Linked DNA regions of Homo sapiens: region 2 is linked to region 1. A link is a loop called in an ENCODE intact Hi-C map of the cell type or tissue named here. Cell type or tissue: B cell. All regions are shown on one strand. Each heading gives the region's core, and the rest is flanking DNA. Links, peaks and the distances in the headings are about the cores only.

The links. Peaks named below come from ENCODE experiments on the same cell type or tissue, not always from the same donor. Only the 100,000 strongest peaks of a DNase experiment are listed, where the experiment ranks them.
Region 2: a loop joins it to region 1, with 16 times the contacts of the local background. A loop is called at or near these places in 2 of 110 quality-filtered maps.

Annotation. Positions count from the first base shown.
Region 1 is chr5:66,749,918-66,765,677 of GRCh38, reverse strand. MAST4 (microtubule associated serine/threonine kinase family member 4) reads right to left here. Exons shown (of 29, transcript NM_001164664.2): 2 at 5,816-5,969. Among named protein-coding and RNA genes, the nearest start is that of MAST4, 160 kb to the right of the region's middle. In B cell, for the core only: CTCF peaks have their summits at 8,060 and 8,264 (motif pointing right); a DNase peak (open chromatin) is centred at 8,257.
Region 2 is chr5:66,463,667-66,479,426 of GRCh38, reverse strand. No RefSeq gene overlaps it. Among named protein-coding and RNA genes, the nearest start is that of LINC02229, 40 kb to the left of the region's middle. In B cell, for the core only: no CTCF peak of the experiment used is centred there; a DNase peak (open chromatin) is centred at 7,246.

The DNA.
Region 1 (15,760 bases), core at 7,085-9,584:
ACTTTGAAACTTAAAAATAGTTAAATAAAATATTTTATTGTAAAAGATTTTTTTTAAGAAGCTAACTAGGATAGACTGAATTATCAGTTCCAATTCTTTACTCCCCTGAAGTAACATTACAGTCAGCTGTCACATCCAGATTCAACGAACTGTGGATCAAAAATATTCGGAAAAAACATAAATATTGATACGATAAAAGTGATACAAATGTTAAAATACAGTACAGCAATTATTTATAGAATATTAATATTTACATTGTATTAGGTGATATAAATCACCCAGAGATGATTTAAAGCTTACAGGAGGATATGCATAGGTTACATGCAAATACTACACCATTTTATATCAGTGACTTGAGCAACTATGAACTTCGGTATCCTGGAACCTGGAATCTGTGGCTACTGAGGGACAACTGTATATACAGTCATGCATTGCTTAGCAAAAAGTATACATTCTGAGAAATGCTTCCTTAGGCAATTCTGTCATTGTGCAAACATCATAGGGTGTACTTATGCAAACTTAGATGGTGTAGCCTACTGTGCAACCAAACTACAGGGTATATAGCCTATTACTCCTAGGCTACAAACGTGTATAGCATGCAACTGCACCTAATACTGTAGGCAACTGCAACACAATGATCAGTATGTGCATATCTAAACATAGAAAAGCTACCTTAAAATATAAAAGATAAAAAGTGGTACACCTGTATAGGATACTTGCCATGAATAGAGTCTGCAGGAATAGAAGTTGCTACCAGGGAGTCAGTGAGTAGTGAGTGAATGTGAAGACCTAGGACATCACCGTAGACTTTAGAAACAATGTACACTTAGGCTACACTGATTTAAAAGATATTTTTCTTTCTTTAATAAGTTAACCTTATCCTACTGTAACTTTTACTTTATAAACTTCTTAATTTTAAACTTTCTGACTTTTGTAATAACACTTAGCTTAAAATACAAACACATTGCAGAGCTGTACAAAAACATTTTCTTCTTTATATCCTTATTCTATAAGCTTTTTTTTCTATTTTTTTCTTTTACTTTTTAAACTTTTTTGTTTAAAAACTAAGACACAAACACATTAGCCTAGGCCTATGCAGAGTCAGGATCATCTAGACATTACCATATAATAGGAGCTTTTCAGTTCCATTATAATCTTATGGGACCACTGTCATATATATGGCCCATCACTGACCAAAATGACTTTATGTGGCACATGACTGTACCTGCATCCTGGACAAGGTATCAAGTGAAGTGTGCTTCTACCCCTTGTCTCTGGGCTTCACCATGCCGTTTGCATTAGCCAATATAAAATTAGCAGATATGACACCAGCAGAACCTTGAAATGTGCCTGTACAGGAGAACTTGCCCTCTCATGCTCCTGTCTTTCATAAGGAGATGATGCCTTTGGTAGCTGCTGGTCTAAAGAAGAAGGTAGACACATAGAACAAATCTGGACCCAAACTGCAACCTGGAACCAAGCCCAGTAGGGCCCAGAGTGACCTACAGCCAAACCCCAACTAACCTATAGCCATCTGAACAAGAAAAAAATACTTCTTGTTGTCTACCATTGAGATGTTTGCAGTTATGCAACATTACTGTTGCTGACTGATACACCACCAAATGCCACAGAAAAACTCGGGTTCAAAAACTATCTCGTGGATTAAGCTGCAGTGTACAAAAAAGGCCATAGCATCCTTCACTTGCCCATTTTTAAAGGAAGCCTACTCAACCATCACTCCAATTTGAGAAAATTCCTTAGCAGAAAGTAATTGTTTTCCTCCTCCTCAGTAAAGACAGATGCTCCTCATCTTACAGTGGGGTTACATCCAGATAAACCCATCAGAAGTAAAAAATATCTTAAGTCAATAATGCATTTCATACCCCACTAAACTCATCATAAAGTTGAAAAGTCAAAAGCCAAACCATAGTAAGTGGGGGACCGTCTGTATACAATTATTTAATTACAAATACAGTAAGTCTTAGGTAGTATGAGACACTATGAGACCATTTAACAATGGGATTTCACATTAATATATTGTGAGTCTCTTTCAATATTAAAACATATTTTTTATAATATGACCTTTAATGTTTACAATTGTTTTCCATTTTATGTGCGTACCATAATATGTTTAAGCAGTATTCATTTGCCAGCTATTTAGATAATATGAAATTTTAATTATTATAAATGGTACTGCTTTATATATAACTAAGGTTAATTCTCTTGACATATGACTGTTTCCTTGTGATGAATTCTGAGAAGTCAAATTTCTGGGTCGACCAATGTGTGAATTTTAAGGTTTTAAATATGTACTAATTGCCTAGTTTTACTTTATTTTTACAATTAAACGACTGGGAGCCCTACAGATTGAGCCAACCACAAATTTTAACTGAGTGAACAATTTTCCCACCTAAGATTCACTCCAGTTAATACTGCTGGAATTAAGAGTTTATTTAAAACCTACTAGGTACTGACTATGCTAGGAACAGTGTAGCAGTTGTGAGCATGAACTCTGGAGCCATGATGCCTGGGTTCAAATCCTCGCCTTCTGTTGTGAGGACTGTGACCTCAAGGAAGTTACTCAACCTGCTTGTGCCTCAGTGTTCTCATGTGTAAAATGAGCTAACAGTGTCTCCCTCATAGACACACACAGATGTTATAAGGATTAAATAAGCCAGTAAATATAATTCCCTAAACACAATGCCTGCTACACAGTAAGCTTTTAATATTAGCTATCATTATAAGGGATAAATATATAAATTGATCACAGATCTTCCTTTCAAAAAGCTAAAAGTTTAGTGAACCTTATCAAGGATAATTGGTTGGCAAAACTGTCCAACCATAAACTAAAAATCTTTGTTTTAAGGAAAGCAGAATGCTGCCAAAGAAAAGATCCTTGGATTAAAACAAAGTAAAACAATGAGAAGGTGGTCAGTTGTTAAGTAACAGATTAGATCAGGCATGGGCCTCTGATGGAAAAACCAGTAAGACTTATTTTAAGTTTAGCAACAGGGTATGTCCCAAGATGAGATCACATGTGATTATTTGGTTACCTAAAACTAGTGGAAAACACATTTTTTAAAGATCAGGGAAGATGCTGTCTTCTCTGTGCTCCAACATCTGACACTAGCCTGACATGAACACAGTGCCTAACACCAAGTAGCAAGCCAGTCGATAAGGGTACCAAACTCATTTCCATGAGCCCATGCCACCCATCAACTCCAAATCCCCCCAAATTCAATTAGTTATGCACATAATACTAACAGCTGCCTGGGCTAGCTGCTTTGTGTATATTATTTCATTAAATCTTCAGCTAAACCATACAGAGGAACAATTAAAAATGTTTTTTTCATATTCTAATATAATTTTCAAGGAACTGTCTTCAAAAACAGGCTGACGTTCGATGGATTTTTTTTTTAGCTCTTCTAAGGACTATTAAACATTTAAAAAAATTATCTGACCAAAGACTTAGTTACCAAAAGTAATTGTGTAGCGAACTAATTGTCTAAGGATTGACTTGCTAGAGCTGTTAAAATTATGACAAGAGAATCAAGTCCGGCTATTTATTTTCAAAGCTAAAGGCCAAATTTCATGTTTGAGATCATATATCTGATCAACAGCCATACCCTTGCATTATTTTAAAGCTTTATGTAAACTGCTTTAGCAAAAATGGATAGAATAATTACTGCCCCTCCTATCTATCAAAAATAGTTGAATCAAGGTAAGTAAATTTCCTAAGTGAAATTAATAAATAAAAGGATGAGTCTTTTAACCTTTAAGATTTAATTTTCTTACCTACAAGAGAATAATCTTTGGGATCTCCTACTTTAAAAAGCAAATAGTCTGCATTTATGAAATGAAAGCAAAGAAAAATATCCTAACAAGCATTAGAAGAGCATCAGTAAACTCAAGGGAAAAGATTTGCCTTAAACTGCAGCAGTTTTTTTGATGAATTTCTCCCCCTTGGCCTGAGGTAGTTTGGCCTTTTGTTCCAGCAGAGTGGCACACAGGGTCAGATGTCCCAGACTCCACTAATCATGTGGCAGTAGCACTTCTGTTCCCAGAAATTTCATCTTCAAAACGTCAAAATCCATAGTTCTCCAAAAAAAAAAAAAATGAGTAATTCAACTTACTTTCCAGGCCATTTTTAAACTGGTAGACAAGACCATCATGTAGAAAGAAAACTCTGTTTGGGGATTTTAAGAAACAAAGTTCCGTGAAAATATTTATATCTAGAGGAAAAAGTACTCTGATGAAATAACAGAAATCCAGCTTTCAGTGGTATATAGTTAATAACATACAATTTTAAGTGGTGAGTTACCTTTTAAAAGCTAGGCTTTAACTTATCTTAATTTGGGTATTTTGCAGTCAAAAATAATTTGTGAGTTTTCTGGATTTGAAAATTTCTCAATTTTAACAATGAAATTTAAAAAGGGGTGAAAGAATTGAACCAATACTTCACGAGACACAAATAATTGTCCAATAAGCACTTGAAAAGGTGTTCTAGATTATCTAGTCACCAAGGAAACATAAATGAAACCCACAATGTGATACATCTATGTAACACTGAAAATGGCTAAAATTTTTAAAACTGGCAATACCACAGGTTAGCAAGAACGCACAGCAATTGGATCGTTCATCCATACCTGTCAGGAATGTAAAATGGCACAATTTTAGAAAACCGTTTAGCAGTTTCTTTTCTAATTTTATTTTTATTAACAAAGAATAATTTATACATATTCATGAGGTACTAGTGATGTTCCAATCATATAATGTATAGCGATCAGATCAGGGTAGTTAGCATATTCATCATATCTCAAACATTTATCATTTCTTTGTGTTGGGAACATTCAATATCATTCCTCTAGCTATTTGAAATTATATATATTTGTTAATTACAGTTATCCTACAGTAGTATAGAACACTAGAACCTAATTTTATAAAGTTAAACATACGCTACTAACACACGCAACAACATGGGTGAATCTTAAAAACATCACACTGAGCAAAAGAATCCAGACCAAAGGAGTAGATACTCTGCTTCCATTAATGTAAACCCCTTGATAAGGTCTATCTAATCTATAATAACAGAGCAGATCTATGGCTGCCTAGGGCCAAGGATTTGGAGTTGAGGGTGGAAGTAGAGGGTGGGTTTGACTAGGAAGAGCATGGGAAACATTTTATATCCTGATCACGGCAGTAGTTAAACTGAGGTATAAATTTGCAAAAATCCATCCAAACATAAACTTAAAATTGGGGATATTGGCCGGGTGCGGTGGCTCACACCTGTAATCCCAGCACTTTGGGAGGCCACGGCAGGCAGATCACGAGGTCAAGAGATCACGACCATCTTGGCCAACACGGTGAAACCCCGTCTCCAATAAAAATACAAAAATTAGCTGGGCGTGGTGGTGTGTGCCTGTAATCCCAGCTACTCAGGAGGCTGAGGCAGGAGAATCGCTTGAACCTGGGAGGCGGAGGTTGCAGTGAGCCGAGATCATGCCACACCACTGCACTCCAGCCTAGCAACGGAGCGAGACTCTGTCTCAAAAAATAAATAAATAAATAAATAAATAAATAAATAAATAAATAAATAAATAGGGGATATTGTCACTGCATGTAAATTATATTTCAGCAAAGTTTATTAATAAAATTTTCAATTTAACTGCTTTCTGGATTAGATAAGATTTTTATGAAATGGTCTGCAGAGGCAGGCCCATTCTTAAGAAAGCTGATTACATGTGGAACTCTGGGGCCATGCAGGACCTTGTAAAGAAATGCAATTCCTTCTCTCATCCAAGCCGCTGCGACTCACCAGTCAGGGCTCCTCCCAGGCTCCCTCGCCTTAGCTGTCTTCCATCCTCACTCAGCTGTCTTTTATACTTCAGTGATTTTCCAGGGCCAGAAGCCACATCTGGGTTGCTGCATTTCCGAAACGGCATGGGTGGAGGGGATAATATGTGGTCAAGCTGCAGAAAGAGGAAGAATGGCATCACTGGCTAGGGCATCAACACAGCCTAGAATGAAAGACCAATCATTCACACTTTTTCTTCCTTTCTTTTCCTTCTCAAACTCCATTCTCCCAACACTGTGTTCAATTTTGCTACGTTAGAGAATTTAGAATTTCACTGTCACATCTTCCTTCCGAAAGAGAGTCTGGCTTGCTGCAAAATCTCGACAGCAGTGATTTTCAAACTGTGGGTCACAGCACATTAGTGGGTCATGAAATCAAGTTTGGTAGATTGTGACTGGTGTTTTTTAATGCAATAGAACAGAAATTATCACAGTCCAATGAAGAAAGGGAAAGGATTGTTTCATGAAATGTTTTATTCAGTTATACGTGTATGTGTGTGTATCCTAGGTCACTATATAAAACATGTCTTTCTGTACATGGTCTCCCCCAAAATTGAAGATTGTCGCTCTGTAGAGAAGCAATAGATCACTCTCTTTAGTGGGTTACAAAAGAAAATTCACATATTGCTCACAAATATATGTTGTACAGGAGAGAAATTTCTAAGTACCCTAGCCCTTAATGGAAATCAATACATCCCTACGTCACTTTATAGCTTTTTAAAAGAAAACCTGTCACAAGAATCAGAGAAACCAAAGTCACTTCAAGAGACAGCATTCTACAAAAGAATCCCTTGTGTCACAACACTTATTTCAAGATCTGCCTGTTTTTGTAAGAAAGCCTCTCATACTTAATAGAGCCATACCATCTAAAATGTTCACCTTCAAGTAAGTACATATGAATATGTGTCTAAGACAGCTGCAAAGGACAAAAATTTTCATATACACCTACATACTTCCAGTTAGTTATTAAAGATCCCTCAAAAAAGTACATAAAAAGGTTAACTCTGTAGAAATTTAAAAACAGAAGAGTCAAGTAACATTATTCAAAGCCGGGCATTTTAAGAGCCGCTTCACTGAGATTTGTTTTGTTTTCATGGGGAAAAGAGGTGATCACCTGGTTATACTTGTCAAATTTTTTCAGGTGAAGATTATCATGGATGTATTTATAAGAAATAGAAATCTGGAGACTAGGTCATCCATTTTGTCTGTCCATGCACTGCATCATATTCAAAGTCATTGCACAGGCGGAGCGCAGTGGCTCACATCAGTAATCCTAGCATTTTGGGAAGCCAAGGCAGGAGACTCTCTTGAGTCCAGGAGGTCAAGTCTACAGTGAGCCATGACTGCAGCACTGCACTCCAGCATGAGCAACAGAGCAAGACCCCATCTCAAAAAATAAATAAAAAATAATTAAATAAATAGAAATATTTATTTCTATTTATTTAATAATAATAGTTCTATAAAACTATTACACAAAAGGAAATTTGATCCTGTTTATGAGCAACCCTTCCCAAGTTAGTTGAGATAGAACAGACCTCATCGGCTTAGCTGCTAAAAGATTCCCCTAAGCATAACTGTATTCATTAGTAAGACCTAACACCTGGATTTCAAGCACTTCTCTGTAAGTACCATCTCACACTCATTGCCGGTCAGTATTTTAGTGAGAGGCCCTTGAAGAACTAGCAGCCCATCCACTCCAAGATCAAAGCCAGATCAGTAGGAAAAAGGGACTCCAGAGTGCACTTGGGAAAAAGGAAAAAAAAAAAACACACCCTTTCAAATGCAGAGCTGAACTTATCACAAGGTATTTGTCGAGGGCTGCTGTTTATTACATCAGTGTCCTATTTAGGAGGGCCTCCAAGGAGAAGTTTCCATATAGCCTCTAGAAAATGCAGAACCAAATCACTGAGTTCATCTAGAGTCAGATCATTAAAGAATGTAGAGGTTATTTTTGCCTCCTTTTTGGCTCCATTTTGTGCTCATACCCCAATTATTTTTTCTGCCAATTTTTAAATTAGAAACTTTTCAGAAAAACATTTGCAACTACAGAAAAGTTACAGGAACGGTAAACACCCATATTCTCAGTGGCGAGTTAACCTTTTGTCACACCGTTTTTGCTCTCTCTCCTCTTCACACATGCACGGGGACTGTTGGTTGCAGGCAGTATGATTCTTCACCCCCCTCCAAATACTTCAATACTTCAACATGCCTGTTCTAAGAACAAGAATATTCTCTCAAGTTCTCTTATCCTATATTCTATGTAGTCTTATAAGGTGTCTCAAATCTTTTGTGAGCAAGGTAACGTATAAATACCAGGAAAAATGTAACATAAGATTATATCAGGTAGACTTAACATTAAAAAATTTACTTTTACATCACAAGACAAATCTGCAGCCACAAGGTGGCAATGTGCCATAGACATTGAACAAAATGTTCCATAACAGCTACTATTTAATAGTCCTAGTAAATGCACTAAGAATGGATGCCTACCCTGTGAAGCAATCAAACAAGTTAGGGTCCATTCTACTTACTTATTTTCTCTTAATTATGAGTGACAGCTGCATAAAATACAAATATTTCTCATTTAAGGTTCATCAGCATCTGCTACTTATTTTTCACCTGATGTTAAATTTTTTCAGCTTGTAGAATTACAATTAATTACTCTGGGGAAGACTGCTGTATCACAAATTAACAGCGGGTAGAAAAACAAGCAGAGGAAAGAAGATAATTCCTAAATAGGAAAGCCATAAAAGACATGAAACAAATGTGGAAGAAAGAGAAGGAAATCAAGGAGAAAACAGAAAAAAAACCTAATTCATCACATATCGCACATATATAGACATGAGCTGTTAGTCCACAAGCCAAGGTTTTTAATCAAAATCACAAGAAGGGAGTATTATTTTAAATCTGGGAAAACTGAGGCAGTGAACTGTGAGGGCTGCCAATGTTTCAGGCACAGTATGAGCAGAAAACCTATAAGCATAGTGCAGTGCTCCAAGATCCCATTTCCTCTTCACATCCGATCACACTCCCAACAGGCTCTCTCTAAATAGATCATTTTTCCAAATTTGCTCTGTTGTCAGTGGCTTTACTATTCTTTCTACAATTAGTCAAAGCTTCTCAAAACGGTCCACTGCAGCCCTGCAATTTATTTTTCATTTTTTGTCCTGAGTCAAATACTCATGATCCCTTTTAAGACACTTCATCACACCCTAGAGCTTATGGTAGACATCAAACATGTCACTTTGGACTTCGTCCTTTAAATGATTCCATTTTAATGTTTTCCAACTTTTCCAGACTCCCAAAGTCTTCATACTACAAGGAGTTGAACTAAAGACAGAGGCTGTCTTGAAACTTTCACTGATGTTCAAGGGCATCTAAGCCTGGGCATGATACCCCTGCTTCAAATACTTGTGGTTCCTCTCCCTAAGCAGGCTGTGTACTCCTAGAGGGCCAGGTCCTACTCCGTGGTCACCTACATGCTGCTGGCCACAAAGTATCTTGCATTGAAACAGCAATATGTCCTTACCTCATGCACCAATAGTAAATACTGATTTGTGTGACTGGATTTGCTTAAAATTTCCTACGTTAGTTCTTACCACCTCCAACAAGAGCCATAGAAAATTTGGAAGGATTCCTTTAATATTATTGAATGCAGAAGTCAGACAGGGGCACAGGACACCACCTACAAGTGAGGGATGTACACCCGCTCTTGCTAGCAGTTTATCACAGGAAACATGTTAGCATCTTAAGGGATAAAAGGTATATAACCAAGGGAAGTGTGAGGCAGAATTGAAAGAAAGTTTCCAAAACTGTCAGTTCTATAGAAATGCCAATCACCAGAATTCTATACCTAGATTTTCTGTATTTACTGCCCCCACCCATTATATGCTGTTTTACAAATTATCAGGCTGAGAAAAAAACAGATCCTCCACGATGACATTGTGGCTTGGCCATATCAATGAAGATGAATTAAAAGCACATAGTTAACATTTAATAGCAATGTACTGTATTCTTGAAAATCACAGAGTAGATTTAAGTGTTCTCACTCCCCAAAAATAAGCATGTGAGGTAATACATATGTTAATTAGCTTGATTTAGCCATTCCACAACACATACATATTTTAAGACATTATGATGCATATACATATGTAGAATTTTTATTTTTCAATTAAAAGAATAAATTTTAAAAAGTAAAAATGAAGGCACATCATTTACAAGCCTCGATCTAATTTTTGTTAATGTCTCCGCCATCACCATCACGACCATCTGCAAATAAGCACCACAGATTTCTTTATCTACGGCTATATGCCCTAGTAATACCACCCATCTGTCTATAAAAAGGCATATTAGAACTGTCCACAAACAGAACTTTCAGCCTCTTAACTGACAATTTTCTCCGACCTCATTTTCAGACACTTCTATTCCCAAGCACATGGGTTCTGTAATTCATAGTTTTTAAATATTAACAGTGGTCATATAAGCAGAAAGAGAAAGCTTTTTCCAATTTCAGTAAATGGCAATTCTGTTTTCTCTAGCTACTCAGGTCACAAAATCTTTCAGTTGTTCTTAACTTCTCTTTCACACTCCATATCCAACTAGTAAATCCTCCAGGCTCAACTTCCAAAATACACCCAAGATCACTTCACCATTTCTATGCCTACCACCCTTGTCCCTGCCATCCCCTTTCTCTCTTGCAATAGCATCTCAAGAGGTCTCTGTGCTTCCATCCTCTCAGAACCACAGCAGTGACCCTTCTAAAATGAAGCCAGATGCTCCAATTCCACAGCTGGAGTCCTTCTCTCTAGTCCCAGCTCCTGCCACTCCACTCGATCCACCTTGGTCTCTTGCCAGACCTTGGATGCCCCAGGCTCTTCCCACCCAGGACCTTACATTTATCATTTCCTCTACCTGCGACACATTCCAGATATTAGCTATTGTGCCCCCTCTGTCCTCTGGGTCTCTATTCAAATGTCACTCTTCCTGGGATGCCCTCTGTAAATGCCTATGTAAAACAGCACGCTCAACCTTTATTCCTTGTTCTTATTTTTCTTCAGAGCATCTATCACCACATGACATATGAGATCTTTGGTACTTGTTTCTTGCTCTTCTCCCCCTGCTAAAATTAAAGTTACATGAAATTATGCACTATATTGTTTTGTCCACTGCTGTATCCCTAGAACACTGCAAACTACATAAAAAGCACCTGTAAATATTGGTGGAAAGAGCAAATCAATTGCAAATCTCTGATATGTACTTTAAAATATAACAGGAAAAAAATAGAAAACACATGCCATAAAGGGCTTTAATTATTGAAAAAATAGAATAAAATTATATTAATTGTTATTCAAGGTGACATACTGGAAACTAAAGTGAGTCTCTAGTATTTTGAAAAACTGAACACTTCATGTGTGGAAAAGACCCTTAGGTTATGGCAAACCACATCATTTGAAAGAATCTGTTCCATATACCAAACTAATATGCTAATTTTTGAACACAGCTAACTCCAAAGGTAATTCCTAAATAACCATTGAACTTTTTAACTGTATCCCTGCTAGCATATATATTTGTCCAAATCAATCCAATCTTTTCCTACTCCACTCCTCTTCCAGTTTTTGCCCATTCAGTATGATATTGGCTGTGGGTTTGTCATAGATAGCTCTTATTATTTTGAGATACGTCCCATCAGTACCTAATTTATTGAGCGTTTTTAGCATGAGGGGTTGTTGAATTTTGTCAAAGGCCTTTTCTGCATCTATTGATATAATCATGTGGTTTTTGTCTTTGGTTCTGTTTATGTGATGGATTACATTTATTGATTTGCATATATTGAACCAGCCTTGCATCCCAGGGATGAAGCCCACTTGATCATGGTGGATAAGCTTTTTGATGTGCTGCTGGATTCGGTTTGCCAGTATTTTATTCAGGATTTTTGCGTCAGTGTTCATCAGGGATATTGGTCTAAAATTCTCTTTTTTGGTTGTGTCTCTGCCTGGCTTTGGTATCAGGATGATGCTGGCCTCATCAAATGAGTTAGGGAGGATTCCCTCTTTTTCTATTGATTGGAATAGTTTCAGAAGGAATGGTACCAGTTCCTCCTTGTACCTCTGGTAGAATTCGGCTGTGAATCCATCTGGTCCTGGACTCTGTTTGGTTGGTAAGCTATTGATTATTGCCACAATTTCAGAGCCTGTTATTGGTCTATTCAGAGATTCAACTTCTTCCTGGTTTAGTCTTAGGAGGGTGTATGCATTGAGGAATTTATCCATTTCTTCTAGATTTTCTAGTTTATTTGCGTCGAGGTGTTTGTAGTATTCTCTGATGGTAGTTTGTATTTCTGTGGGATCGGTGGTGATATCCCCTTTATCATTTTTTATTGCGTCTATTTGATTCTTCTCTCTTTTTTTCTTTATTAGTCTTGCTAGCGGTCTATCAATTTTGTTGATCCTTTCAAAAAACCAGCTCCTGGATTCATTAATTTTTTGAAGGGTTTTTTGTGTCTCTATTTCCTTCAGTTCTGCTCGATTTTAGTTATTTCTTGCCTTCTGCTAGCTTTTGAATGTGTTTGCTCTTGCTTTTCTAGTTCTCTTAATTGTGATATTAGGGTGTCAATTTTGGATCTTTCCTGCTTTCTCTTTTGGGCATTTAGTGCTATAAGTTTCCCTCTACACACTGCTTTGAATGCGTCCCAGAGATTCTGGTATGTTGTGTCTTTGTTCTCGTTGGTTTCAAAGAACATCTTTATTTCTGCCTTCATTTCGTTATGTACCCAGTAGTCATTCAGGAGCAGGTTGTTCAGTTTCCATGTAGTTGAGCAGTTTTGAGTGAGATTCTTAATCCTGAGTTCTAGTTTGATTGCACTGTGGTCTGAGAGATAGTTTGTTATAATTTCTGTTCTTTTACATTTGCTGAGGAGAGCTTTACTTCCAACTATGTGGTCAATTTTGGAATAGGTGTGGGTGTGGTGTGGTGCTGAAAAAAATGTATATTCTGTTGATTTGGGGTGGAGAGTTCTGTAGATGTCTATTAGGTCCGCTTGGTGCAGAGCTGAGTTCAATTCCTGGGTATCCTTGTTGACTTTCTGTCTTGTTGATCTGTCTAATGTTGACAGTGGGGTGTTAAAGTCTCCCATTATTAATGTGTGGGAGTCTAAGTCTCTTTGTAGGTCACTCAGGACTTGCTTTATGAATCTGGATGCTCCTGTATTGGGTGCATATATATTTAGGATAGTTAGCTCTTCTTGTTGAATTGATCCCTTTACCATTATGTAATGGCCTTCTTTGTCTCTTTTGATCTTTGTTGGTTTAAAGTCTGTTTTATCAGAGACTAGGATTGCAACCCCTGCCTTTTTTTGTTTTCCATTTGCTTGGTAGATCTTCCTCCATCCTTTTATTTTGAGCCTATGTGTGTCTCTGCACATGAGATGGGTTTCCTGAATACAGCCCACTGATGGGTCTGGACTCTTTATCCAATTTGCCAGTCTGTGTCTTTTAATTGGAGCATTTAGTCCATTGACATTTAAAGTTAATATTGTTATGTGTGAATTTGATCCTGTCATTATGATGTTAGCTGGTTATTTTGCTCATTAGTTGATGCAGTTTCTTTCTAGTCTTGACGGTCTTTACATTTTGCCATGATTTTGCAGCAGCTGGTACCGGTTGTTCCTTTCCATGTTTAGTGTTTCCTTCAGGAGCTCTTTTAGGGCAGGCCTAGTGGTGACAAAATTTCTCAGCATTTGCTTGTCTGTAAAGGATTTTATTTCTCCTTCACTTACGAAGCTTAGTTTGGCTGGATATGAAATTCTGGGTTGAAAATTCTTTTCTTTAAGAATGTTGAATATTGGCCCCCACTCTCTTCTGGCTTGTAGGGTTTCTGCCCAGAGATCCGCTGTTAGTCTGATGGGCTTCCCTTTGAGGGTAACCCGACCTTTCTCTCTGGCTGCCCTTAACATTTTTTCCTTCATTTCAACTTTGGTGAATCTGACAATTATGTGTCTTGGAGTTGCTCTTCTCGAGGAGTATCTTTGTGGCGTTCTCTGTATTTCCTGAATCTGAACGTTGGCCTGCCTTGCTAGACTGGGGAAGTTCTCCTGGATAATATCCTGCAGAGTGTTTTCCAACTTGGTTCCATTCTCCGCATCACTTTCAGGTACACCAATCAGACATAGATTTGGTCTTTTCACATAGTCCCATATTTCTTGGAGGCTTTGCTCATTTCTTTTTATTCTTTTTTCTCTAAACTTCCCTTCTCGCTTCATTTCATTCATTTCATCTTCCATCGCTGACACCCTTTCTTCCAGTTGATCACATCGGCTCCTGAGGCTTCTGAATTCTTCACATAGTTCTCGAGCCTTGGTTTTCAGCTCCATCAGCTCCTTTAAGCACTTCTCTGTATTGGTTATTCTAGTTATACATTCTTCTAAATTTTTTTCAGTTTTCAACTTCTTTGCCTTTGGTTTGAATGTCCTCCTGTAGCTCAGAGTAATTTGATTGTCTGAAGCCTTCTTCTCTCAGCTCGTCAAAGTCATTCTCCATCCAGCTTTGTTCCGTTGCTGGTGAGGAACTGCATTCCTTTGGAGGAGGAGAGGCGCTCTGCTTTTTAGAGTTTCCAGTTTTTCTGTTCTGTTTTTTCCCCATCTTTGTGGTTTTATCTACTTTTGGTCTTTGATGATGGTGATGTACAGATGGGTTTTGGGTGTGGATGTCCTTTCTGTTTGTTAGTTTTCCTTCCAACAGACAGGACCCTCAGCTGCAGGTCTGTTCGAATACCCTGCCGTGTGAGATGTCAGTGTGCCCCTGCTGGGGGGTGCCTCCCAGTTAGGCTGCTTGGGGGTCAGGGGTCAGGGACCCACTTGAGAAGGCAGTCTGCCTGTTCTCAGATCTCCAGCTGCATGCTGGGAGAACCACTGCTCTCTTCAAAGCTGTCAGACAGAGACATTTAAGTCTGCAGAGGTTACTGCTGTCTTTTTGTTTGTCTGTGCCCTGCCCCCAGAGGTGGAGCCTACAGAGGCAGGCAGGCCTCCTTGAGCTGTGGTGGGCTCCACCCAGTTCGAGCTTCCCCTCTGCTTTGTTTACCTAAGCAAGCCTGGGCAATGGCGGGTGCCCCTCCCCCAGCCTCGCTACCGCCTTGCAGTTTGATCTCAGACTGCTGTGCTAGCAATCAGGGAGACTCCGTGGGCGTAGGACCCTCAGAGCCAGGTGCGGGATATAATCTCCTGGTGCGCCGTTTTTTAAGCCGGTCGGAAAAGCGCAGTATTCGGGTGGGAGTGACCCGATTTTCAAGGTGCGTCCGTCACCCCTTTCTTTGACTCAGAAAGGGAACTCCCTGACCCCTTGCGCTTCCCAAGTGAGGCAGTGCCTCGCCCTGCTTCGGCTCGCACACGGTGCACGCACCCACTGACCTGCGCCCACTGTCTGGCACTCCCTAGTGAGATGAACCCGGTACCTCAGATGGAAATGCAGAAATCACCGTTTCCTGCGTCGCTCACGCTGGGAGCTGTAGACCTGAGCTGTTCCTATTCGGCCATCTTGGCTCCTCCCTCAGCACATGCATTTTAAAGACTCATCCAGTATGCACATGCCCTAAGGCCAAAGTTCATTAGTTCAAAGGGATCACCAATGTCATCTGCATACATAATGAGAGGCTCACCAGTAAAGTCCTTTTTATGCTTAAAAAAAGAGAAGAGACTGATTCATAACATAGATTATGAAGACATTGTTCAGTTATTCTGTTTCTTGATATTAAATATCTTAAGAAACCAAAGATATGAAAATAGATTATAAAACTGCAGAGACTATGCTTGTAATCCTAATTAACTGCTCTCTCTCTCTCATCCCTGCCACCCAATAAAGAATCAAATTGGCAACCTGAAATGACTTTATTTCAAAATTGGATTTTATCTACTTTT
Region 2 (15,760 bases), core at 6,096-8,595, 290 kb after region 1:
CAAAATTTTACATGAATAACTCTTTTTGCTATGGATAATTTTTATAACTCCTGTTAAAACATAGAGGTTGTTTTTTAAAAGTTTCATTAGATTTAATCGATTTAGCACCTAGATGAAGCATGTCGATAAAGAGTCAAATGCTGTAAAATAATTGAAGAGATTTATTCTGAGCCAAATATGAGTGACTATGGCCCATGACATAGCCCTTAGGAGATCCTGAGAACATGTGCCCAAGGTGGCTGGGGTGCAGCTTGGGTTTATACATTTTAGGGTGGCATGGGACATCAATCAAATACATTTAAGAAATACATTAGTTTGGTCCAGAGAGGCAGGGCTTCCAGGCTATAGGTAAATGTAAACATTTTCTGGTTGACTGATTGACAATTGGTTGAATTTGTCTAAAGACCTGGGATCGGCGGGGCGTGGTGGCTCATGCCTGTAATCCCAGCACTTTGGGAGGCCGAGGCAGGCGGATCACGAGGTCAGGAGATCGAGACCATCCTGGCTAACACGGTGAAACCCCGTCTCTACTAAAAAACAGAAAAAATTAGCCGGGCGTGGTGGCCGGCACCTGTAGTCCCAGCTACTCGGGAGGCTGAGGCAGGAGAATGGCGTGAACCCGGGAGGTGGAGCTTGCAGTGAGCTGAGATCGGGCCACTGCACTCCAGCCTGGGTGACAAAGCGAGACTCCGTCTAAAAAAAAAAAAATACCTGGGATCGGCTGGGCAGGGTGGCTCACGCCTGTAATCCCAGCACTTTGGGAGGCTGAGGTGGGTGGATCACCTGAGGTCGGGAGTTCAATACCAGGCTAGCCAACATGGTGAGACCCCCGTCTCTACTAAAAATACAAAAAAAATAAAAAATAAAATGTCGGGTGTGATGGTGCTGTAGCTGTAATCCCAGCTACTCGGGAGGCTGAGGCAGGAGAATGGCTAGAACCCGGGAGGCAGAGGTTGCAGTGAGCGGAGATCACCCCACTGCACCCCAGCCTGGGCAACAGAGTGAGACTCCATCTCAAAAAAAAAAAAAAAAAAAAAAAAAAAGACCTGGGATCAATAGAAAGGAAATGTTCTGGTTGAGATAAAAGAGTGTGGAGACCAAGGTTCTTTTGAAGTGTCATAGTGGCTGCCCTTAGAGACAATAGATGACACATGTTTCCTATTCAGATCTTTAAAAGGTGCTAGACTCTCAGTTAATCTCTTCAGGATTGGGAGGGCCTGGAAGAAAAAAGATCTATCTATCTTAATAGAGGTTCTTTACAGATGCAAATTTTTCTCCACAAAGGACAGTTTTTTGCAGGGTCATTTCAAAGTATGGCAAAGAAACATGTTTTGGGGCAAAATATTTTGATTTTCTTCTTTGTCACATAATATTATTCCAAAGTCAGATTGGAAAGTAAGTCACAATATATAGGATTAAATAAAACCCATCTGATGAGAATTTATGGTTTGTAGTTCATGACTCCCCAGACCCCTTAGATAGGAATTTGGGCAAGATAAGAAAAAATCAGAGCTTAGTTTTCAAGCATAATAATGAGAGAAGCTCAGACTGATCTGATGTCATGCACTTTTCCAGCCTGCCCAAGCTGACAGCTGCTTCTGGCTTTCTAAAGTGCTGTACAGAGCCACAACTCCATTCTAGAAAGCACCAAGTGCCCAGAACCTTTCATCACCTTCCCGGCTGCAGATTTTTCCAGAGCTTTTGCTGCCACAGAGACAACAAGTAGCTGTTATGTTTACCAAATACATTTGACCATGCTTTCAACCTATAATCTGAAAGTCCTAACTGGTATAATTTGGCATTTCCAAAGTTTTGCCGGAAATGTGTGCAAATAATCAACTTTTGTAATCTGGGCAAATATAATTCAGTTTCCAGAATAGGAGTAGTCACATGGAGCTTAACACAGATACACCTACATTCATCTTGTGTCCTCTAAATTATCCCCTCCCCCAGTCTATTGGGATATGCTCTTTAAGAAGAGCAGTTTACTGGGGAAATGAACACGTTTAGCAGCCATCACATATACAGGAAAAAATAAATTGGACAAGAAGGTGTTGTTTGTTCGTATTTCAGTTGGTCATTTGTATTTACTGCAGCAGGGAATTATTATGGATCCAAACTTATGTTTTCATCTACTATTCAGTTGATAGACTTTCATGGAGATTATAAACCTTTTTTTTTTTTTTTTTTTTGAGACGGAGTCTTGCTGTCACCCAGGCTGGAGTACAGTGGCACGATCTTGGCTCACTGTAACCTCCACCTCCCAGGTTCAAGCAACTCTCGTGCCTGAGGTCCAGAGTAGCTAGGATTACAGGAGCCCACCACCATGCTCAGCTAATTTTTTCTGTATTTTTAGTAGAGACAGGGTTTCACCATGTTGGCCAGGCTGGTCTTGAACGCCTGACCTCAGGTGATCCGCCCACCTCAGCCTCCCAAAGTGCTGGGATTACAGACATGAACCACCACACCCAGCAAAGATTATAAATCTTTGAGAGATAACTTTAGAATATAACAAGAGCTTTATAGTTTGAAAATCTGAGCTAAAATCAGTAATTACAAATATATCAGACGCCAATATGAGGTTTTTCAAGTATTAGAAAAGTGGAGAAAGCATATGCTATGTCTACGTGGCCTCAAAATCCTCAGTTACATGAGTCATTTCTGAGGGAGAAAAATTCTACAAAATCAGTTGCTTGTGTTTCTGTGGAGCAGAACATGAAATAAAATCTACTACCCCAACAAAGAGATAAGAGATAAGACTCAGCATTCTACTGTCAGGAAAATTCAAGTGTGTCGGCAATGAAGTAAAAAAATGAAAAGACAAATATTTATCTTAACCATTAGAGATAATCTATATGAAAATGTTTAGAGCTGGTAAATCTTCATTCTTAGCCCTGGGCACTTGGGACTTTGTGTGAGACTCCTGCTCAGGAGTGGTAGGGGGCGGACCAGAGGGAGACAGGCAACCAGTCAGCTCAGAGAACAACTTTTTTTGATACTGTTTTATTTTACCAAAAAATCAATTTAAAAATTAGATTTATGAGAAAGGGTCATGAAAATTTGTGCAGTTTCTCCCATGAGAAGACAGGATGGCTGTTTATAAGAACAGGACTTGTTCCCAAAGATTAGAAAAAGGACATAACCTGCATTATGATGCCAAAGATCATGGCTGCAGCTGGCTGAGTAACCGAGCTGCCTTGAGTCAGGGTCAGGTTGAGAGTGAAGCAGGCTGGACCCTGCCATGGGTTAGAACCCTTTCCTCAGAAAATCGAGGGAAGCTAGGCCTAAATGTGGCATTACCCAAGGAGAAATGTCTCCCAAAGAGACATTTTTCTCAATAGTTAAATCCAAAGGAAACATTACCCTATATGATCTCAGAAATACTGGGCATCTACAGCCCTCTCTGCAAATGTATTTTTTCCCAGTTTCTTACTCTGTGAGTTGTTAGAAGCAGAGTTCAGAGGCCCAGTGTCCAGGGTTTGCGTGGCTGCCTGGAGGTTAAGAAAGCCTGAAGGCAGACACACCGCAGTCGGAAGGAATGTTGCTGCAACTCTTCTTCAAGAGACAAGAAAAGGAAGGTCCATTCGATGCCACCAACTTTGAAGGGGCTGTTTAGTCCTCTCTAGTTTTGTTAAAGTTAGACTCTAAATGTAATCTAACTCTCTTTGGTATGGAGATGCAGGACTTAAAAAAAAAAGAAGTTATCTTTTTGTGCTTTGCCAAAGCTAGGTTTTCAGTTTTGCATTAGAAATGAGGAGAATTTAAACCTTTAAAGCCTTCTGACTGGACTTAATGCCATTCATTTTCCGGTTTCAGCTGTCACTGTGGCTGAATTGGAGCCAGAGACACACACTTGCCACAAGCCCTTTCTTAATACTGAACACCTCTTCCTCACAGAAACAGGCCAGGCAGACATTTGCTCTCCCCTGTGCTATCTGCTCCACATTGATACCCAGAGTAGCCCATCTTGAGAAAGGCATAGCAATTTGAAAAGGTGAGATTACAGAGGCTTAAACGCAAATTAGTGCCGTATGTTGAAGAGCCTCGTTATTTATGCCTGAACCAGATGCTTCTATTCCCTACATTATACTTGCAATCAGTCATTTTTTAGCTCTTTTTTGTGATGCAGTGCTAATTTAACAAAAGAATTGTGCTTCCTTTTTTCCTCATGACTACGAAAGCTCTCATAGCCAAATAACCTCATTATTTCATCTCAGAAAGTTTCCCCTTGGAATTAATTACTTTGAAATCAAAGTATTCCAGGACTCACAGATTCTTTTAAAAACATCATTGGCACTTCTTCCCAACAGATTATCTTCCATAATTGAATCAAATCTTCACTATGATGTCACATAGAAGAGTTACAGCAAATACATGGTGTACTATTACAAGTTAACCTGGACAATTTACTCCATGCCAATTCTCAAATTATATTATTATCGTTATTATTTTACATTGTAAATAGATTAAAATGTCCTACTGGGGAATTAAGTCTGAGATCTAAACATGGACATATGGGATCCATGAAATTCTGTCTTGAGTGTAACACACATCAACATTATACAAATGTATATTACTTCTCATTGGAAATATAATAATACTAACTGAAATATATTTATGTATTGCTCTTCTAAAAGTTTAGAGATAGGTGACTCTCAAATAATGAAATCTGTTCTCCAAGCTACCCAAGAACTTCTCTCCCATTATTTTGTATTTTGCCTCTTAAGTTTTTCTTTCTCCACATCCTACCAAGGTCTCTTTTAGTATTTCCTGATGAAAACCTATCGCCTAGATTTTTCCTCTTTTTTTTTGGAAATGATGGTAAAATATACATAACTGTAATTTACCATTTTAACCATTTAAGGGAACAGTTCTGTGACATTCAGTGCATTCACATTGTCATGAAACCATCACCACCATTCATCTCCAAAACTTTTTCATCTTCTCCAACTAAAACTTTGTACCTATTAAACAATTACTTCCCATCTGCTCCCCACTCAACAACCACCTGTGAAAGGAAAATCAATCTTGGGGCCCCAAAATCACTAAGCTAAAGGGAAAAGTCAAGCTGGGAACTGCTCAGGGCAAACCTGCCTCTCATTCTATTCAAAGTCACCCCTTGCTCAGCTGAGATACTCACACCTGTAATCCCAGCACTTTGGGAGGCTGAGGCAGGTGGATCACGAGGTCAGGAGTTCGAGACCAGCCTGACCAACATGGTGAAACCCCATCTCTACTAAAAAAAAAAAAAAAAAAAAAAATTAGCCAGGCACGGTGGTGGGTGCCTGTAATCCCAGCTACTTGGGAGGCTGAGGCAGGAGAATTGCTTGAACCTGGAAGGCGGAGGTTGCAGTGAGCCAAGATTTTGTGCCACTGCACTCCAGCCTGGGCGGCAGAGCAAGACTCCATCTCAAAAGAAAAAAAAATGCATATCTGATTGCCTCCTTTGGAGAGGCTAATCAGAAACTCAAAAGAATGCAATCATCTTATCCTATCTACCCATGACCTGGAAGTCCTCTCCCTGCTTCAAATCATCCTGCCTTAGCTTTGAGTGGTCCTGCCTTTCTGGACCAAACCAATGTTCATCTTACATATGTTGATTGATGTCTCATGTCTCCCCAAAATGTATAAAACCAAACTGTGCTCTGACCATCTTAGGCACATGTCATCAGGACTTCCTGAGGCTGTGTCACAGGCATGTGTCCTCAACCTTGGCAAAATAAACTTTCTAAATTAATTGAGACCTGTCTCAGATACTCAGGGTTCACATTTTTGGTAACCATGAAGGGATTCTGACAAATCTCCTATTGGTGTTTGGTACCAGCATGAGCTAACTTTATGGACAATTTGCTGAGATCTGGGAGCACACCCTCCAGAGAACCCCGATCTCCCAAATTTTGGTCAAGATCTAAAGTTTATTTTGCTGTACAACTCCCCCAACCCCATTTTTTTTTTTTTTTAAGTTTTACTTGCTTCCAACAAGGAAGGCAAGATTTCTGGTTTCCACGACGACGGAAGGCAGGTAACTTCTTTATGGAGTTTGAGCTCGCTCTCAGTAGAGAGGACAAGTTTGAGTTTTTTCCCTGCTTCTAGGATGGTAGAGGGCAGTCTTCAGCCTGAGACCCATCCATAGGTAAGTAGCAGAATTGGGGTTTTATCTTGGCTAAAGTTTAACAACCAACTGGTCTTAATTTCTCCTTACCATTAGAGCGTTCAGTGATCATATTGTTGGGGGGTTTTGTTGCTGTTTGTTCTGGTCTTTCTCTCAACAGATTTGACCAACTCTACCTGACTTGGTCAAATCCAAGTGAGAATTCCAAATTACAGTTTAACAAAGCCTCTCTAATTTGGCTAAAATTCCTCCCAGCTGCAAAGGGGGAGACCCAAAAAACCCCAAAAAACATGCACTTGGTTTCTGTGTTTGCCTTCCTGTCTTCAAAAAAAAAGTGTTCTTTCGCTTATTTTCTTCCACCTTATATGTCCTACCCCCTTTTGCCATCTACAGTACCAAAAAATCTAGAGAAGGCTTCTAATGACTTGAACTTCTTTAAAGAATTCAGAACAAAGGTGCCACTCACCCCTTTTGGGGTGTTCCATTTCCTTTGTGGAGTTTCAAGAGTCATGGGCAGATTCTTCTTGGGTCTAAAGCTCTGTTTTCCTGTATTGCATGACCTGACCTCTTTGGCTTTGGGGATACCAGAGATTACCTTGTACTGTGAGAGGATTTGACCTTGGCATGTGTAATGGTGAATGAGAGCTACAAAGTAGCGGTGGCTGAGCACAGTTTACAGGAAGTAGTCTTGGCTGTTGTTTTTTTTTTCCTCCTATGAAGTTATTGTTTAAAGATCCTAATTCTAGTTTGAAGATGCATTCTAAAGGGTCTTCTCTATTTGCTTTTTGTCCCAAAATTAATCTCAGTTCAGCTTATCTGTGCACATTTGCATGAGGAACTGAACTGTTGTTTCCATAGGTAAATGAGAGACTGAGTTTTCTCAGCTCTGAAGAGAAAGGGCATTTTCCTCCTCCCAGCTGAAAGGCACCCCTGGGTGATCAGGGTCCTCATGGGAGTGTCTATGGGGTTGACCCCCTGCAACATGCAGCAGCCCTGAAGGGTAATCCCCAACAAAAAAAAAACTTTTAAAAAAAAGCCTCATCTAGGAAATGCATATAAGGGCTGATCACCTGGTGTTTGGAGCCCTCTCAGAGGTCATAGACCTCTAGAGAGAGAAACTGAGATACATAACAGGACGGAAACAACTCACTGGTGACACACTGTGGAGTCCTGTCTACAAGCAGCACACATCAATCCACCACACAAAAACCCTAGGCTACAGCTCAGTTCCTTCTCTTAAGAAAAAAAAAAGTGTGAAACAAATAACCTAAGAATGAGGAGAAAACAAGAAGAATGACCCTCTTGCGAGCACTCTGTAGGTTTTATGGCACCTCTACTTGCCAGAGTTAATGTAAAATGGAAGTAATATCGTCTTTGTGCACATTTACATTAAAGAAAAAGAGCCCTAAAGTAGACCTGCAAACTATAGAGTTCCTAAGTTCTCCTTTTTCTCTATTTTATTTTCTGCCTGCTTTAAATCTGCTGTTATTTTTCTATTATGATAAAAAAAAATCACAGTTTGGATCCAATAGGTTTTTTGTTTGCAAGCCAGTGAATTTGTATTTATCTCATGGTTAAAGTTCTGTAAAAGCTATAGGATATGTGTGTGTGTGTGTGTGTGTGTGTGTGTATTTAAAAGGCCTTTATAATGTATGTAATTTTATGTTTAATTGGCAATTAAATCCATTTTCATTTCTCTCTAGCACACCAGACTTTTTCTCTCCGTACCTTGTGATGTAAGTTTTACTATTTTATTTTCACCTGAGTTGTTTCCTTTAATATGCAAATTTAAAACTATTTAGCTGATGACTGCCTAGGGTTATCAAGAGTTGATACAGGTTACCTATTGAAACAGCAAGAGTTGATACAGTTTACCTATTGAAACAGGTTATCAAGAATTTGAAAGTATAAGATGGGGAAAAAGGTTTTTATGAATCTATAAGATGTACTTCTATCGGCATGCCTAATACATCTATGTGTTTATGTGTTGTGTACCCAATATTTCACTACTGAAAATATATAAAAGAGCTCTAATTTTTATAAGGAAAAAAGAAAAGGTAGTCAAATGCTTTTTCAAGTTTATGTAACAAATAAAATTTTTAATAAGCTATTTTAAAAATTATTGGTAAAGTATAATAATATTAGAAATGTCTTAAGAATTGCCAGCATATATTCTTGTTTGCATTTATTACTTAAGCAGCTTCATACTTATCCCTGCCAAATACTGTAAGGTGTCAAAATTTGGTATAGGGTTTAAAAAACTATAAACCAAGCCCAAGACAGGATGATCTTTGCTTGTGTAATTTTTAATAAATAAGACATTGATATTGGTTTAATGAAAATAGCTATATCTTGAATTTAGTAAGATCACCACAACTTCTAATCTTGTGGCTTTAGGCAGTCTAGTCCACAGGCAGTAACATTTGTTTTGGGAAAGAACTGTTATTGTCTTTGTTTCAAAGCTAAAGTACAAACTAAGTTCCCCCCAAAGTTAGTTCGGCCTACACCCAGGAATGAACAAGGACAGTTCGGAGGTTAAAAGCAAGATGGAGTCAGTTAGGTCAGATCTTTTTCATTGTCTCAGTTATAATTTTGCAGTGGTGGTTCCATAACTTTATATAATGACAATCACAGTTTTCATAAATAATCTAGGTAAATGATAAAAATAAAATAATTGGGTAAATGTAATTGGATAAATACCTGTAGACAAACTCATCATAATTTAGAATCTAAACTTATATTAAATTAATAGATATTTCAGGTTGGGTGCAGGGGATCACGCCTGTAATCCCAACATTGTGGGAGGCCGAGGCAGGTGGATCACCTGAGGTCAGGCATTTGAGACCAGCCTGGCCAACATGGCAAAACCCCTCCTCTACTAAAAATACAAAAATTAGTGGGGCATGTGGTGCATGCCTGTAATCCCAGCTACTCTGAAGGCTGAGGCAGGAGAGTCACTTGAACCCAGGAGGTGGAGGTTGCAGTGAGCTGAGATTGTGCCACTGCACTCCAACCTGGGTAACAGAGCAACACTCAGTCTCAAAAAAAATAGTAATAATAATAGATATTTCATTATTTGAGTATTTTCCAATACAAATGTATTTGTAGGAAAACATTCTTTCAAAAAATGTGCTTCCTTTTTTAAAAGGTGAACAATTTTTATCTAATTCAAAGCTTATTTAAGGGTTATGTACAAAATAAGGTAAAAGGAACCAGGAAATAAGACAGATGTAAAGAAAGTTACAAAAATAAAGGTTTTTTGTGGTTTTTTTGTTTTTTGTAAGAAAGCTTAAGAGAAATAACTTTACGGAGAAAGAATCTTGTATGGTAAATTTAGTCCTAGAATAAAAAATAAAATGACTGGTTGTTTAAGGAAGATGGATGTTCAGGACAAACTAGAAAGTCCAAGCATATCATGTATGGCCTGTGTAAGTCACAATAAGAAGATTTATTTAAAAAACTTTTACAAGATCATGTTGTCTATAACTAAAGGGAAATTACAATGGTCTTTCTAGAGATTGGGCTTGATGTAAAAAAACACTTAAACACTAAATAATTGGTTAGAACAATGAAATTTTCTTAAGGGATTGACTTATTCTTAATAAATTATATGAGATTTTAATTTTTTTAACCCAAAGTTAAACTATTTTGGTTTTCTCTCTCTCTCTCTTTTTTTTTTTGAGACCATCTCTAGTTTTTTCACCCAGGCTGGAGTGCAGTAGCACGATCTCGGCTCACTGCAATCTCTGCCTCCCAGGTTCAAGCGATTCTCCTGCCTCAGCCTCCCAAGTAGCTGAGACTACAGGTGTGCACCACCATGCCAGGCTAATTTTTGTATTTTTAGTAGAGACAGGGTTTCACCACGTTGGCCAGGCTGGTCTCGAACTCCTGACCTCAAGTGATACACCCACCTCGACCTCCCAAAGTGCTTGGATTACAGGCATGAGTCACCATATCTGGCTTTTCTTTCCTTTTGAAGGGTGTGAAATAGTAATGTTCTCCTTCAGCTCACTTTCAGCTCATGTAAGTTCTATCCTCGAGTTCTGTTTGTAGTGACCTAATGCTAACAATGTTTTCTTAAAGGTCTAAAGGCAGTGTTTTCTTCCAACATAATATTCTGTGCAGTCCAGAAGATCTTTTCCTTTGCCTTTTGGTAACAAACAGATTTTATGGTTTATCGAAACAATTCCTATGCCATTATTACTAAGTTTTGGTTTGCTTAGGAAAAAAACTGAGATTAAAAAAAAATTTTGTAGTTAAGGTTATTACATCTGTATATCTTTCTATATGTACTTTTAAAGTACTTTTGACACTGAGTTACAGGGTTTTGACTCCTGGATCTAAAAAGGACACCAAGTCCTGCTAAATTTTAAACACTGACAGCAATTAAAGCCTCATCTTCAGGCCTGGTAGAAGATGCCAATCAAAATAAACTGCATTCCTAAGACACAGGGCCAGAAATTAAAGCTATTCAACTCCACAAGGCCCAGAGACTATCATGGAAGAGGTGGGCATGTGCAATTGTAAGGGCCAATTTTGAGAGATAAAATAAGTTCTGTTTCTCCATAAATTAATCATTAATATCAAAGGCACACTGATGCAAGACCAGCATATGGAACCCTGTGTCAGATTAACAAGGTTTCCTTGAAGCATTAACCAACCCCTTAATCAAGTGTATAATGGTTATAAAAGGCTTATGGAAGTTATATCTTATGATCAAGATTAAAATTTTATACATTGTTTATAAATTTTTGAAAAACAAATTTAATTTGGATTCATGCTATTTTATTAGGGCTTATTGTTTGGAAAATTAAGTCTCCTCTCTCAAAGAATTAAGGTTTTCACCCTTTTTTTGAAATCCTTGCATTATTACTTTGTTCAAATGAATGACTTATTTTACAATGACCTGTGATATCAACTGTTTTAAACCTTTGATATTTGACAAACTTTACAAAATCAAATTATCAATTCTGTCTTTTTCTGACAGACTTAATCCTTTAAGATATTAGGTTTCCTAGAGTTCAAAAATGATATCATTTGGCTTCTTTGGTATAAAAATTATACAAGAAATGTTGTCAAATATGAAGTGGTGTTTGTTTTCTTTGAGCTGTATTTATATAAATATGTTATTTGTATGCATTCTGAAATTATGGCAAACTCCTATAATTCTGATATGACTTAATGTACATTATCAGAAATAATTATAATTGTTATGTTAAATTATTGTGTGCCACTGAGGTAACAAATTTACTTCTCAATTGTGTCTTTGATTATGGCTGCCCTAAAAGTTTTTGTCATTCACAGACAATTGTTATCTTGTTTTGGTCCTCTTTAGAAGGTCGTTTTATAATCAGCTGTAAAACTCTAACAGGTGCTCTTGAATACAAGTTTTTGATAATTTTGTAGATTATGACATCAGAATAAAAGAAAAACTTTCAGGGCTCATGGAGAACTAAAATATTCATGATTATCAAGCAGAACAGGAATTAACTACATGGACTGAACTAGTAGAAGACTGAAGTAACCTTTTTGACTTTTTGCTTAAAACGTTGCTGATCCTCTGTTTTGTTTTTTCAGAGTCAAGGAAACTTCTCTTTTGAGCTCTTAACAGCTTTTAACAATTCAGTATACTGTGAACAAAACTTAGAACATGAACATATTTGTTCCTTTGTACCTGATTTCTCTAGAATTTGGAAACTATTTGTGGCTATTCTTAATTTACGGCAATACAGTTATTTGCGTAAGTGCGATAAGAATCTGTTTTCCTTTATAACAGGGCACAATTGGAGAAACTGGTTATTTACCAAGGCTTTGACTGGAATGGTGTGCTTTCCTTTAAGGAATCAAACTTGATTTATGGAGCCAATAAAAGCCCCTTGGGAAAACCGGCCTCATACCTTGTCTATACAGTCCCTGTACAGGATTCCTGACCTGTGGTAAGTAAAGAATGCCACTTTCTGACAGGCCCAGGAGCCCCCATGTTTATCTTGGAACCTCAAGAGGAGAGGAATTCACCCAACTCGCAGGTATTTGATGGTAAAAATCCATGGCTGGGCTCAGCTTTAAAAAAGTCTTGTCTGAGATTCCTTCTATGGAACAAAGTTCCATCAAGCCAATTTAAAAGCCTATGTAAAAAATAATTAGTCTTTCTACACCATATATAAATAATCAGGCCAAGTATAATAAAGCAAATCAGTCCTACCATGATTTGTTTTTAATAAAAATGGTAAACTGGAGAGAGAAAAATTAGATTCTAGTCCTGCTTAATGTTTTTCCATTTTTATTATTTTCTACTGTTTGGACCAAATTCTAATTTTTTTTGCTACAAGGCTTCAAAATAATGTTTTCAATTTTTTTCCTTCTTTTTCCTCCCTTTTTCCTAATTTGGAGTCACTGAAAACTAAGCTGTGCTTTTGTAAAGCTCTGGGAACTGAAGCTAGACAACACAAACTTCAGAAGAAAATAACAGGACCCTGTCTGGGCGAGGTGGCTCATGCCTGTAGTCCCAGCACTTTGGAAGGTCAAGGTGGGCGGATCACAAGGTCAGGAGTTTGAGACCAGTCTGGCCAACATGGTGAAACTCCATCTCTACTAAAAATACAAAAATTAGCCAGGTGTGGTGGTGCGTGCCTGTAATCCCAGCTACTCAGGAGGCTGAGGCAGGAGAATCGCTTGAACCTGGGAAGCGGAGGTTGCAGTGAGCCAAAATCGTGCCTTTACACTCCAGCCTGGGTGACAGAGTGAGACTCTGTCTCAAAAAAATAAATAAATCAATAAAAATAACTGCAATTTTCATACCTTCCTGCTGATGTATGGATTTCAGAGTAATGTGGCCTATTGATTTTCCAGGATTGTTCTTTTGTCTGTTGTTCTTCTTCTTCTCCCTTCCTCCCCCTATTTTCTCTTCATAGGACATGAGACTTCACAACCTGCTAAAAATGAAGTTTCATTATAACTCAGGACCTACTGTTTAGGAATAAACCATTCTAGCCAAGAGGGATCAGACTAAACCTGAGACCAGAGACTCATTTTCTTCTAAAATGCTTTCTCCAAAAGATTTTTAAAAAGAAAACGGGGGGAAATGTGCAAGGAAAATAAATATTGGGGCCCCAAAAATCATTAAGCTAAAGGGAAAAGTCAAGCTGGGAACTGCTCAGGGCAAACCTGCCTTGCATTCTATTCAGTCACCCCTTGCTCACTGAGATAAATGCATATCTGATTGCCTTCTTTGGAGAGGCTAATCAGAAACTCAAAAGAATGCAAGCATTCATCTCTTATCTACCTATGACCTAGAAGCCTCCTCCCTGCTTCAAGTTTTCCCACCTTTGCTTCCAGTGGTCCCGCCTTCCTGGACCAAACCAATGTTCATCTTACATATGTTGATTGATGTCTCATGTCTCTTTAAAATGTATAAAACCACGGTGCTCTGACTACCTTGGGCATGTGTCGTCAGGACCTCCTCCTAAGGCTGTGTCATGGGAGTGCGTCCTCAACCTTGGCAAAATAAACTTTCTAAATTAACTGAGACCTGTCTCAGATATTCGGGGTTCACACTCCATTCTACTTTCTGCCTCTATGAATTTGACTTCTCCAGATATCTCATAAAAGTGGAAGCATGTAATTTATCCTGGCTTATTTGACCTAGTATGTCTTTAGGATTCATCCATGTTATAGCACAAGTTAGAATTTGCCTTTTTTTTTTTTTTTTTGAGATGGAGTCTCACTCTGTCCCCAGGCTGGAGTGCGGTGGCATGATCTTGGCACACTGCAACCTCTGCCTCCTGGGTTCAAGTGATTCTCAGTCTGCCTCAGTCTCCTGATAAGCTGGGACTACAGGTGTGTGCCACCACGCCCAGCTAACTTTTGTATTTTTAGTAGAGATGGGGTTTCACCATGTTGGCCAGGATGGTCTCAATCTTCTGACCTCATGATCCACCCACCTTGGCCTCCCAAAGTGCTGGGATTACAGGCATGAGCCACCGCACCCGGCCAGAATCTCCTTTCTTTTTAAGGCTGAGTAATATTCCATAGCATGTATATATCACAGTTTGTTTATACATTTATCCCCTGAAGAATCCTTGAATTGCTTCCACCATTTAGCTATTTTGAATAATGTTGCAATGAACATGGGCATACAAATATGTGTTCAAGACCCTGCTTTCATTTATTTTGGATATATACCCAGAAGTGGAATTGCTGGATCATATCGTGATTTCTATTTTTAATTTTTTGAGGAACCACCATGTCATTTTCCACAGGGGCTGAACCACTTCACATTCTCACCAATAGTACACAAGTGTTCCAATTTCTCCATAGCCTCACCAACACTTGTTATTTTCTGATTATTTGATTTCAAATAATCAAATTTATTCTGATTAGGATGGCTTTTTATAATAGTCATCATAATGTGTGTGAAGTGATATTTCCTTCTGGTTTAAATTGCATTTCCTCAATGAACTAGTGACATGGAGCATCTTTTCATGTGCTTATTGGACAGTTGTATATCTTCTTTGAAGAAATGTCTATTCAAGTTCCTTACTCATTTCTGAATCAGGTTGTTTATTTTTTTGTTGTTGTTGAATTGTAGGAGTTTTAAAAATACATATGATAGATATTAAACCCTATCGCATATATGACTTGAAGATATTTTCTCCCAGCCTCTGGGTTGCCTTTTCAGTCTGTTGGCATTGTCCTTTGATGCACAAGTTTTAAATTTTGATGAAGTCCAACTTACCTAGTTTTTCTATTATTGCCTTTCTTTGGTGTCATATCCAAGAAAAAATCATTGCCAAATTAAATATTGTGACATTTTACCCCTCTGTTTTCCTCTAACAGTTTTATAGTTTTAGTCTTACATTAATGTCTTTGATAGATTTTTGAGTTAATTTCTGTGTATGCTGTAAGGTTAGGATCTAACTTCATTTTTCTTCTTTGCTTGAAGATTTCCTGATTTTAATTATTTCTCCTCAGTCTACTAAGTTTGGGCACAAAACTCAGTCACTTTGTGTATTCTCTTCCTCCCACCCCCTGCCCACTATTTTCTACCTTTTCAATGTGTATCTTTTGGATCATGGTGATTGTGTCAATCAGCATTCGCTGGCAGAAAATACAAAGCACTCTAGTTACCTTAAGTGAAAGCAGATTTAGTAGAGAGTCATGGGTACTTGCAAATTCATGAGAAAGGCTAGAATAGGGAGCTAGATTGGGCCTCCAAGAACAACCCTATGCAACTGGTCATCAGGGGGAACTGCTACCTTGCCCTCAGGCAGGAAAGTAGATACTCATAAGATTCCTGCTAGAATTGCTGACTTCCCAGTGGTATCCTTGCTGTGATCCAGAGATCAGGACATTACTGATGCTGCAACTGGAAGCTCCAAGATTACACCCATGCCTGCTAGATGTGTAGATGTGCACTGGCAAAAAAAAAAAAAAAAAGTGCTCCACACCTCACCTCTTGATGCCCATGAAGCCAGTGACTGGACACTGGAATCCTGCTACAGAAAATCCTCCACAGAAGGTGCTGTGGAGCACCTTCACAAGTGTGCTTGCCAGAAAAATATTGCAAAAACAGTAGAAAGATGTCCAATGCCTCACTTTTTCCTTTCAAATCTCCTTTGGGTGGATCTAGTTAAAGAAACCTAATGTCAT